2 separate regions of the Homo sapiens genome follow, and region 2 is linked to region 1. A link is a contact called in ENCODE Hi-C or POLR2A ChIA-PET data. All regions are on one chromosome and are shown on one strand. Each heading gives the region's core, a stretch centred on a gene start or an enhancer-like site at or near the end of the contact. The rest is flanking DNA. Distances are from core to core; before and after follow the strand shown.

Region 1 (5,809 bases), core at 1,753-4,252:
GTATTTTTAGTAGAGGCAGGGTTTCACCATGTTGGCCAGGCTGGTCTCAAACTCCTGACCTCAGGTGAGCCACCGTGCCCGGCCTTAATTTGTATTTCTAATTAATGCTGTCTAATGACTACTGATACGGTAAGTTATAGTAATTGATTTTATTTTTTAAATTAAATTTAATTTTTTTTTTTTGAGACGGAGTCTCACTGTGTTGCCCAGGCTGGAGTGCAGTGGCACGATCTCAGCTCACTGCAACCTCTGCTTCCCGGGTTCAAGCAGTTCTCCTGCCTCAGCCTCCTAAGTAGCTGAGACTACAGGCACATACTGTCATGACCGGCTAATTTTTTTGTATTTTAGTAGAGATGGGGTTTTACCTTGTTGCCCAGGCTGGTCGCAAACTCCTGAGCTCAGGCAATCTGCCCACCTTGGCCTCCCAAAGTGCTGGGATTATAGGCGTGAGCCACCGCGCCTGGCCTAGTTTTTATTTTTTTGAGGCAGGGTCATGCTCTTGTTGCCCAGGCTGAAGTGTAGTGGTGCAAAAATGGCTCACTGCAACCTCCACCTCCCAGGCTCAAGTGTTCCTCCCTCCTGAGCCTCCTGAGTAGCCACAGGTGTGTGCCACTGCACCTGGCTTTTTTTGTTTGTTTTTTGTAGAGACAGGGTTTCACCATGTTCACCAGGCTGGTCTTGAACTCCTGGCCTCCCAAAATTCTGGGATTACAGGTGAGCCACTGCACCTGGCCTTTTTTTTTTTTCTTTTTCAGTTAAACATTTTGCTATCCAGGCTGGGCGCGGTGGCTTGCTCCTGTTACCCCAGCACTTTGGGAGGCTGAGGCTGGTGGATCGCTTGAGGCCAGGAGTTTGAGACCAGCCTGGCCAACATGGCAAAACCCCTTCTCTACAAAATGTACAAAAATTAGCCAGGCGTGGTGGTACACATCTGTGGTCCCAGCTGCTCGGGTGGCTGAGGCACGAGAATCACCTGAACCCAGGAGGCGGAGGTTGCAGTAAGCCGAGATTGCGCCACTGCATTCCAGTCTGGGTGACAGAGTGAGACTCTGTCTCAAACCAAACTAACAAACAAAAAAACACCACATTCTCCTATCCAATAGTAGTTGATTTTAGAATGTTGAGCCAGCCTTGCATTCCTGGGATTAAACCCCTGTTGGTCATGGTGTATTTTTTTTTTAATTTTTATTTATTTTTGTTTTGTTTTGTTTTTTAGAGATGAAGTCTTGCTCTGTTGCCCAGGCTGGAGTGCCAGTGGTGCGATCTCAGCTCACTGCAGCCTCTGCCTCTTTGGTTCCAGCGATTCTGCTGCCTCAGCCTCCTGGGTAGCTGGGACTACAGGTACCCACCATCACGTCTGGCTAATTTTTTGTATTTTTAGTAGAGACGGGGTTTCACCATGTCAGCCAGGATGGTCTCAATCTCCTAACCTCATGATCCGCCCGCCTTGGCCTCCCAAAGTGCTGGGATTACAGGTGTGAGCCACCACGCCCAGCCACATTGCTAGATTTAATTTGCTAATATTTTGTTGAGGATTTTTGTGCCTAAGTTTATGAGACGTATTGGTCTATAGTTCAGTTATTTATTTTATTTTATTTTTTTGGCTCTCCCACCCTGCTGATAATCCCAAATCCTAGTGATAACTGTCTGCTCCATTTCATTCCCTCCATTAGACCCTCCTTATGTCTTACTTGATATCCTAACTGGTTCTCTGTGTCTAATGTCTCCTAAACTCTATCCTACCTACGTCTTTCTGCCAAATTAAAGAAAAAAAATGCAGGCCGGGCACAGTGGCTCACGCCTGTAATCCCAACACTTCGGGAGGCCGAGGTGGGCAGATCACCAGAGGTCAGGAGTTCGAGACCAGCCTGGCCAATATGGGGAAACCCCGTGTCTACTAAAAATGCAAAAATTAGCTGGGCATGGTGGCGCACACCTGTAATCCCAGCTGCTCGGGAAGCTGAGGCAGGAGACTTGCTTGAACCTGGAAGCAGAGGTTGCAATGAGCCAAGATCACGCCACTGCACTCCAGCCTGGGTGACAGAGCAAGACTCCATCTCAAAGAAAAAGAAAAAGAAAAAAAATCCAATGGTTCTTATTGCTTACCTGCATTAGTCAAGGTCTAGACAGGAAACAGTCAGTGTACTCAAAGGGTTAATTAAAAACTCTTTAATGAAGGGATTATTCACAATAGTGTGAGTAGTAAAGGAAACATACAAGGGATAGTGGAGCACCCAGGGACTGGCAAGGTAGTGTCCCCACCCTAGGTGCAATGACGGAGTGGGGATGTGTCACTGGAACCCAGCAAAAGCAATGGCCATGGGAGAGAGGGGTCCTCTAAAGGAGCTGTGACCTTGGTTAAGGAACACAGCTCTGCCAGAACCATATCCTGGGAGGGAGAGAAGGCAAAAAATAAACACCTTGGCCTTTCCTCCTGCTCGCTGATCTCTTCCTGGTTCTTTCCCTTGGCTGGACTCAGATGGAAGCCAGAGGACCTGGAGCCCAGGGCTTTAGAGACTGACCTTCTGACTCCAGAGACAAAAAGCAGGGCAGAGAGGATCAGGTAGGGAAGGAGGAGCAGACCAAGAATACTGAGCACACCCACCTGTCAAAGTCCAAACTCTTGAGATTAACACTTTACGCCACCAGTTCTGGCTCCTACTCACCTTGCTGACTTGTCACCCCTGAAATTAGGACTTTTCATCTTTTTATGTCCCACAGCTCCCTCGTTAGCTCCTCAGAAAAGGTGAGACATTGACCAGATTAGTATTGGTTTTGAACAGTGGATCAGAGGCAAACAGTCACCCCCAGAGCAGACAGTGGAAGGAACTTGCCTGGCTCACACTCATGAGGAAGGATGGAAGAAGAGTTGCTCCACACATGCACATGTTACAAAATGACTCTTTTTCTTTCTTGTTTTTATAGAGGCTCAGAGAAGTGAAGTAACCTGCTCAAGGTTTCATGCTGGTTGTAGCAGGTCATGCACACAGCCAGGCGTGGAACCCTGGGAGAGTTACCTCACCTCTTTGAGCATGTTTTCTTATCTGTACAACAGGGTTGCATGGAACAAGGGACAGACTAAACACTGGCTGCCCTATTATACTCACTTCATATTAGCTCAGAATTATGACCCTCATATTTCTACTCAACTTTTGAAGAAGAGACATCTAAGTCAGTCACAGATAGTTAACAGATATCTTTTTTTCAGAAAAAGATTCCCTATGTACTGACTCATATCTAATTGGCCAGGCCCAATTATAAGTATTCTACAAATATTAACTCAATCCTTAAATCCCCTGTGAGGTAGATAAAATTTCCCCATTTTACAGATGAGGAAATGGAGATACAGAGTGACTAAAGGACTTACCTGAGGTCACCCAGCTGGAAAGTGACAGAGCCAGGATTTGAACCCAGGCAAGGCCTTGTCAAATTGTATATAGCCTGTCCTGCCAAGGCACACTTCATTCCTGACCAGCATGTGGTGATGGGAAATGTATGTGGTCTTGGCAGGACTGGGTTTGTGGAGATCTTTGGAGGCATCTGAAGGATATGTGCAAGGATGTTAAAGACAAAGAGTGGGGAAATTTTAGGGGTGAGAAAGGGTAGCCACTGAAATTAACAAGGAAAACCAGCTCTGCCTGCTTGGGCAGGAAATACCTAGTCAGCAAGCCTGCCTGCCTTCATGCCATCTGGCTTCCTCGGGGGCCAGCCAATACCCCTTTATGGGAGTTGATGAAGCTTCCCTTTGAGTCAGTGGCAGTAAAACAGGTTATTAAAAATTTTTCGGCCGGGCGCAGTGGCTCACGCCTATAATCCCGGCACTTTGGGAGGCTGAGGCAGGCGGATCACGAGGTCAGGAGATCCAGACCATCCTGGCTAACATGGTGAAACCCCGTCTCTACTGAAAATACAAAAAATTAGCCGGGTGTGGTGGTGGGTGCCTGTAGTCCCAGCTACTCGGGAGGCTGAGGCAGGAGAATGGCGTGAATCCAGGAGGCAGAGCTTGCAGTGAGCCAAGAGCGCGCCACTGCACTCCAGCCTGGGTGACGGAGCGAGACTGTCTCAAAAAAGAAAAAAAATTCTAGTCCATTCTGTTGTTTTAAGCTACCGATACTTATATATATTTTTCACTTCATATTGGCTCAAAATTATCATCCTCATATTCCTACACAGCTTTTGAAGAGGAGACATCTAAGTTGGTCATAGATACGTAATAGATCATTTAAAAAAAAAAAAAAGATTCCCGGCCGGGCGCGGTGGCTCACGCCTGTAATCCTAACACTTTGGGAGGCTGAGGCGGGCAGATCACGAGGTCAAGAGATCGGGACCATCCTGTCCAACATGGTGAAACCCCGTCTCTACTAAAAATACAAAAAATTAGCCAGGCATGGTGGCGGGCTCCTGTAATCGCAGCTACTTGGAAGGCTGAGGCAGGAGAATCGCTTGAACCTGGGAGGTGGAGGTTGCAGTGAGCCGAGATCGTGCCATTGCACCACTCCAGCCTGGGCAAAAAGAGCGAAACTCGATCTCAAAAAAAAAAAAAGGGTTCCCTATGTAGTGGATACATACATTCCCTATATATACCCAAATACAACTAGGGTGAGAAGGAACACGGTGTGAGAGTGGAGGAGGTGTGCCCTGGGCATGAATTTAGAGAAGACATGGACTGTGTCTCACTCCCTTAGCCCTGTAACAATTAGTAATTAATGACCAACAAAATTTGGCTGGGCACAGTGGCTTATGCCTGTAATCTTAGCACTTTGGGAGGCCGAGGCAGGAGGATCACCTGAGGTCAGGAGTTCGAGACCAGCCTGGCCAATATAGTGAAACCCTGTCTCTACTAAAAATACAAAAATTAGCCAGGTATGGTGGCGCATGCCTGTAATCCCAGCTACTCGGGAGGCTGAGACAGGAGAACCGCTTGAACCCAGGAGGCTGAGGTTGCAGTGGGCCAAGATCATGCCACAGCACTCCAGCCTGGGTGACAGAAATGAGACTCCGTCTCAAAAAAAAAAAAAAAAAACTTAAGTAGAATCTCACTACTTACCTAATGCTGCATGCTTGACACTGTCAAGCTCCTATAACAGCCATAACCTGTAAATAACCAAGACACCTGTAAAAGCAGACAGTGACCAAATAGCCGAAGGGAGTCCAGGACATGAAAATTGTAGAAGATAACTGTGTGCTTGACCTGTTTTCTAAGAAAACTAGTAGAGAAGCCTGTAGGGGCAGAATTAGCAAAGAGAAAAGAGAGAGATGGTGGCTGGGCTCAGTGGCTCATGCCTGTAATCCCAGCACTTTGGGAGGTCAAGGCGGGTGGATCACCTGAGGTCAGGAGTTCGAGACCAGCCTGGCCAACATGGTAAAACCTTGTCTCTACTAAAAATACAAAGATTAGCTGGGTATGGTGGCGTGTGCCTGTAACCCCAGCTACTGAGGTAGTAGCTGAGGCAAGGAGAATCGCTTGAACCGGAGCGGCAAAGGTTGCAGTGAGCCGAGATTGCACCATTACGCTCCAGCCTAGGCGACAGAGTGAGACTCCGTCTCAAAAAAAAAAAAAAAAAAAAAAAGAGAGAGATGGAGAAAGTAGAAAAGGAAAGCAAGGTGACTGAGTGGCCACAGACAGTTTACCATCAGAAAGAATGAAAGCTGGTTAAAATAAAACAACCCCAGTGAGAGTACAGGAGGCAAGCCAAGCTTCACAGTCACAGAGAGTGGAGACAAGAGGCACGAAATTGGCAGGGATCTGGAGTTAGAGGCAGCCCAAGTCATGTGTAATTTAGTGGTTCACAAAGGAACAGGTGTACTT
Region 2 (5,696 bases), core at 3,145-5,644, 73 kb before region 1:
TTAACATGCTATACAAGTCACCATTTAAAGTGTACAATTCGTGTTTTTTAGTGTATTCACAGGGTCTGCTTTGTTTCTCTCAGATTGGTTGGATGATAGTCTTTAAGTTTATGAAGAGTTTCTGGAAGATAGAAGAGTGCATCTTTTGGTAGCTTTAAAACACCATGCTTTTGGAAAAGACTTAATGTCACCCAGTATTTGAAGAGTGGGGGCTTATTCGCCTTGAACCCTGACTCAGCTGTGACCTCATTGGAATATGCAACCTGGGCTCCTGTGGGGCTGCTCCCTGTGTCATTGACACCTAGAGGTGGAATGGTGCCCAAATGTGGGTGTCAGCTTCCTCTGGCTGCTCTCCCCTTAGACAGTCCACTCAGATTCTCAAGTCGAGGCAGGGGTTTGTACAGAGGCTCCCGAGCCATCCACTAATAAACACCATCTTACCTGTGGAGCAGAGTCTGTAGGAAGGTGTTGAGGGCTAGCTGCTGGAGAAGGGAGAGGCGTCTCCTGTGGGGAGGCCTAAGCAAGTTGTGTTTTGAGCACAGGTGCTTTAGTGATTCCCCATTCCCATAGAATGTTGTGGAACCAGAGCCCTGTTGCAGCGACCAAGCATAACTCTTCTTGAGTGACCTTTGACCTCCCCGTTTGCACATGTGCTCCAAACATAAACCCTTACCTAGTGTCAGGAAGCCTATGTGCTGGGGATGGGATGACATGTGGTGTTGGGCATAGCCCCAGGCCCCTCTGAACAGGGCATGGTGAGTGGCTGTTGTCTAAATCAGGGAAAGCCCTGACTGTTGCACTTGTGCCTGTTGGACTGCTGACTGCAGGGCAGCTGGGGTCGTTTGCTGCTTGGTCAGCTGAGGTACTGAAGGAATGGAGACTGACTTTTGGCAGCCTCTGCCATGTAAAGTCAGGAAGCTGATTATTTGGGCTGCAGTTTTTCTGGAAAAATGTGCAAGTTTTAATCTAATGGGAATTCTGCCAGCAGGCTAAGACAGCTTCTGCTCCTGATGGTCCTTGAAGCTAGCCCCTCTGGCAGGAGGAGGCAGGCAGTTTGTGTGTTTCTGGGAATGACTGAGCAGTCCTGTCCAGCTACAGGCTATATTGGTTCATGTCTTTGACCTTTAAGGATCCAACTCTGTCTCAAATGCTGCTTAAAACAAAGCAGAAGACAAGTTCCCTTCGAACTATGAAACTCCCTCTTTGAAGTGCTGTTCCTTTTGCTTTGCTCCTTTCCCTTCTCTACCTTTTTCCCTAAGCCATGTGGGCCACGTTATCAGGGCCATATGCTGGGTTGTTTCCTTTCCTTGTTCCTGCCCAGCATGATTGGGATAGCTGATTTCAGAGGCAGGTGAGTAGGTCAGAGCCTTCCCTCCCTGCCTGACCCTTTATTTTGGTAGTAGAGGCTGCTCCCCCAAATATAGTGGTGCAGCAACCCAGAGAAAGGCAAAAGGGCATTTACTGCCAATAAAGGACTGGCAGGGGCAGTGTATTAGCCTTTTTTATATTACTATAAAGAAATACCTGAGACAGGGTAAAGAAAAGAAGGTTTATAAAGAAAAGAGGTTTAATTGGCTCACAATTCTACAGGCTTTACAGGAAGCATGGTGCCGGCAAAGGCCTGGAGAAGCTTACAGTCATAGTGGATGTTGACTAGGAGCCAGCATGTCACATGGCAACAACGGGAACAAGTTGGGGGGAGGTGCTATACTCTTTTAAACAACCAGATCTCGCAGGAACATAGAGCAAGAACTCGTTCATTACTGTGAGGACTGCCCCAAGACATTCATGAAGGATCTATCCCCATGATCTTAACACCTGCCACCAGGCCCCACCTCCAGCATTGGGTATTACATGTCTACATGAGATTTGGAGAGGACAAACATCGAAACCATATCATTCTACCCTGGCCCCCCAAATTTCATGTCTTTCTCACATTGCAGAATACAATCATCCCTTCCCACTAGTCCCCCAGAGTCTTAACTCATTCCAGCATTAACTTAAAAAGTCCCAAGTGCAAAGGTAAGATGGTATTTATTAGTAGATGGCCTGGGAGCCTCTGCCTCAACTTGAGAATCTGAGTGGATTGTCTAAGGGGAGAGCAGCCAGAGGAAGCTGACACCCACATTTGGGTGCCATTCTACCTCCAGGTGTCAATGACACAGGGAGCAGCCCCACAGGAGCCCAGGTTGCATACTCCAATGAGATCACAACTAAGTCAGGGTTCAAAGAGAATAAGCCCCACTCTTCAAAGAGTGGGAGGAGTGAGGGGGTCTCTGGGGGCCTCACACATCATTACTCCCAGCTTTGTGTGGTTTGGGAGGCCAATGTGAATGTATGCGGGGAAGGTAATGAATTTTGAGACCCAGAGAACAAGCTCGTTTGAGCAGTCTTGATTGATGATCCTATGTAGATCCAACTTGGCTTTACCATGTCCTGGTCTTTGGTGCAGACTGGGTTCTCCCTGTGGAACAATCGTGCATTGCTCTGTAAAGCACTACCTAGGATTGAGATGCTTTAGGCACATCTTAGGAATAGATTCTGTGCCTTAGCTACAGCCAGAATGCCAAAGGACTGGAAGCCATGAATTCATGACACTTTCCTCTGAAATTGAAGCCGGTGGTTCATAGTGACACAACACACGCAACTTTCTGTTTTCTCTAGCTGGGTGAGGCACTAAGATGCTTTCCATTAGCAAATCAAAATGTCAGGTTTCTCCAAGAACCATTAGTATGTTATAAGAGCCTCTACATTCATTGCTTTTCTCATTTTTCTGTCTTTTACCAATAAATGTTTGAGAAGGGAGACGCATGAGCATTTGCTAACCAAAAATTTTGTGTTTTTTTTTTTTTTTTTTTTGAAGTTACATGGGAATAGGACTCTCGGCTCAAGGCGTCAACATGAACAGACTTCCTGGTGAGTCACTGTTTAAGAGAACATTTGTTCTGCTCTCCTGATCCAATTGGGGTTGAGAGTCATGGTGGTAGCAGAGAGGCTGGGGAGGACTTTGTTTGCTAGCTGCCTACCTCAAGCCATGCTACTGGTTGGAGGATCCTGAAAGGTAGCCCTTGGGCCAGGATGGTGTGCATTTCCATTCCAAAAATTAATTGACAAGTGATTGTCATTAATGGAATTTGAACTGTTTGCCATCAAAGTCAACTGACCTGAGTTTGCTCCAGGTAGGGATACGCGTCAGTAGCCCTTGCTCCCATTGGCCTTGCTGAGCAGACTCAGGCATGTACTGGGAGGAAGACTGCTGCCAACCTTGGCTCCTTTGTTACTTCATCGTGTTAAAGATCAAAGTTTTTGGCCGGGCACAGCGGCTCACGCCTGTAATCCCACTTTGGGAGGCCGAGGTGGATGGATCACCTGAGGTCAGGAGTTCGAGACCAGCCTGGCCAACATGGTGAAACCCTGTCTCTACTAAAAATAAAAAATTAGTCGGGTGTGGTGGCACACACCTGTAGTCTCAGCTACTTGGGAGGCAGAGGCAGGAGAATCGCTTGAACCCGGGAGGTGGAGGTTGCAGTGAGCTGAGATTGCGCCACTGCACTCCAGCCTGAGCAACAGGGTGAGATTCCGTCTCAAAAAAAAAAATAAAATAAATAAAAAAGATCAAAGTTTTTAAGTGACCTCCCACGTGGAATGTGATTGAAGCAATTTCTTTTCTTTATTTTTTATTTATATATATATTTGAGACAGGGTCTCACTCTGTAACCCAGGCTGGAGTGCAGTGGCTCAGTCACAGTTTACTGCAGCCTCGACCTCCCAGACTCAGGTGATCCTCAGCCTTCCTAGTAGCTGGGACCACAGGAGCTCATCACCATGTCCAGCTAATTTTTTGTAATTTCTGTAGAGACAGAGTTCTGCCATTGCCCAGGCTGGTCTTGAACTCCTGGGCTCAAGCCATCAGCCTGCCTTGGCCTCCCTAAGTGTTGGGATAACAGGCGTGAGCCACTGCACCCAGCCTTATTTTTATCATCTATTATTTTTCTTTTGAGACAGGGTCTCGCTTTTCACCCAGGCTGGAGTGTAGTGGCGCGATCTTGGCACCACCTTCTCAACCTTCTGGTTGGCTCAACCTTCTGGGCTCAAGTTCTCCTCCCACCTCAGCCCCTCAAGTGGCTGGGATTATAGGCATGTGCTACCACACCTGGCTAATTTATAGGCATGTGCTACCACACCTGGCTAATTTCAGCTATTTTCTGCCCAGCAGCTCATACCTAGACCTGGACTGGCTGCAACTGGGGAGACAGAGCTTCTGCCGTGAACTGATGGGTTCCAGAAAATGGTCTTAAGTCCATTGGTCCCTTGAATCAGCAGAAGTGACATGATCCAGGCTTCCCTGACACGTCATGGGGTCAGGAAAAGTCCTTGTGTTTTTTTCTTGGCCTCCTGCTCTTTGTGCCTATGACACAGAGAAGGCAGCTGGCTTTCCCCAAACAGGGAGTTACACTCAGACCTTACGTCTTTTCTAATCAATGTTTAATGTGAATCACTGATTTTTTTCTAGTAGACTGATTTCTAATACTTTCAATCTAGGATGCTTAGGATTCAACTAATTGTCAGGAATCTTACTTTTTTCCCCCTTTGATTGATCTGAGTGAAAACTGGTTTTTCATTGTTAATCAGAACGTGTGTGGCAGTTTTCTTTGCATACTGTGTGGCTGTGTTCTTTGTTATATGAGCATCTGGCCTTGGCTAAGTAGTTGTAGCTGTAGTATCTGTAGCTCTACCTCTTAATGTACAGGAAAAATAATTTCCTGTCAAGTGCAAACTGATTCTTAATTTTGTTTGTTTGTTCTAGGTGTGCTCTTTCAACTTTTGCACTGAGTTGGTAGTGGAGAAAAGAGACTTTTATGAGCTTTTTTTTGTTTTGTTTTTGGAGACAAGGTCTCATTCTGCTGCCCAGGCTGGAGTGCAGTGGCATGATCATGGCTCACTGCAGTCTTGACCTTCCATGCTCAAGTGATTCTCCCACCTCATTCTCCCCTTTAGCTGGCACTACAGATACAAGCTACCATACCCAGCTAATTTTTCATTTTTTGTAGAGGCGGGGTCTCACCGCATTGCCCCAGCTGGTCTCAAGCTGCTGCGTTCAAGCAGTCCTTCTGCCTCAGTCTCCCAAAGTATTAGGATTACTGGCATGAGCCAGCCTGCCTGGTAAGGACTCTTTTTTTTTTTTTTTTTTTTTTTTTTTTTTTGAGACGGAGTCTTGCTCTTTCGCCCAGGCTGGAGTGCAGTGGCGAGATCTCGGCTCACTGCAAGCTCTGCCTCCTGGGTTGGTGCCGTTCTCCTGCCTCAGCCTCCGGAGTAGCTGGGATTACAGGTGCCTGCCACCACGCCCGGCTCATTTTTTTGTATTTTTAATAGAAACGGGGTTTCACCATGTTAGCCAGGCTGGTTTCGATCTCTTAACCTCGTGGTCCGCCTGACTTGGCCTCCCAAAGTGCTGGGATTACAGGCGTGAGCCACTGCGCCCAGCACTTTTTTTTTTTTTTTTTTTGAGACAGGGTCTTGCTTCGTTTCCCAGGGTGGAGTGCAGTGGCACAAACACTGCTCACTGCAGTCTTAACCTGCTGGGCTCAAGCGATCCTCCCATCTCAGCCTCCTAAGTAGCTGGGACTATAAGTACATGCCACCACGCCCAGCTAGTTTTTTTGTATTTTTAATAAAGACAGGGTTTCACCAGGTTG

What was found. A loop is a pair of places that touch in the nucleus more often than their neighbours do. ChIA-PET counts read pairs that join two places held with the same protein, here RNA polymerase II (POLR2A). Pooled maps may share reads with other maps.
Region 2: a loop to region 1 is called in a pooled map, with 3 times the contacts of the local background. The contact joins two enhancer-like sites. A Hi-C loop is called at or near these places in 7 of 50 pooled maps. POLR2A ChIA-PET finds 5 or more read pairs at or near these places in 6 of 52 experiments (A549, H1, OCI-LY7 and 3 more).

The regions. Positions count from the first base shown.
Region 1 is chr16:67,694,749-67,700,557 of GRCh38, reverse strand. The region is part of intron 1 of GFOD2 (Gfo/Idh/MocA-like oxidoreductase domain containing 2); the gene reads left to right. Among named protein-coding and RNA genes, the nearest start is that of GFOD2, 22 kb to the left of the region's middle. Within about 2 kb of position 3,002, at least 3 of the 41 ENCODE cell types and tissues checked have a DNase peak (open chromatin) inside an H3K27ac peak, as active enhancers do.
Region 2 is chr16:67,769,254-67,774,949 of GRCh38, reverse strand. It overlaps RANBP10 (RAN binding protein 10), which reads left to right. Exons shown (of 14, transcript NM_020850.3): 3 at 2,864-2,916. Among named protein-coding and RNA genes, the nearest start is that of RANBP10, 34 kb to the left of the region's middle. Within about 2 kb of position 4,394, at least 2 of the 41 ENCODE cell types and tissues checked have a DNase peak (open chromatin) inside an H3K27ac peak, as active enhancers do.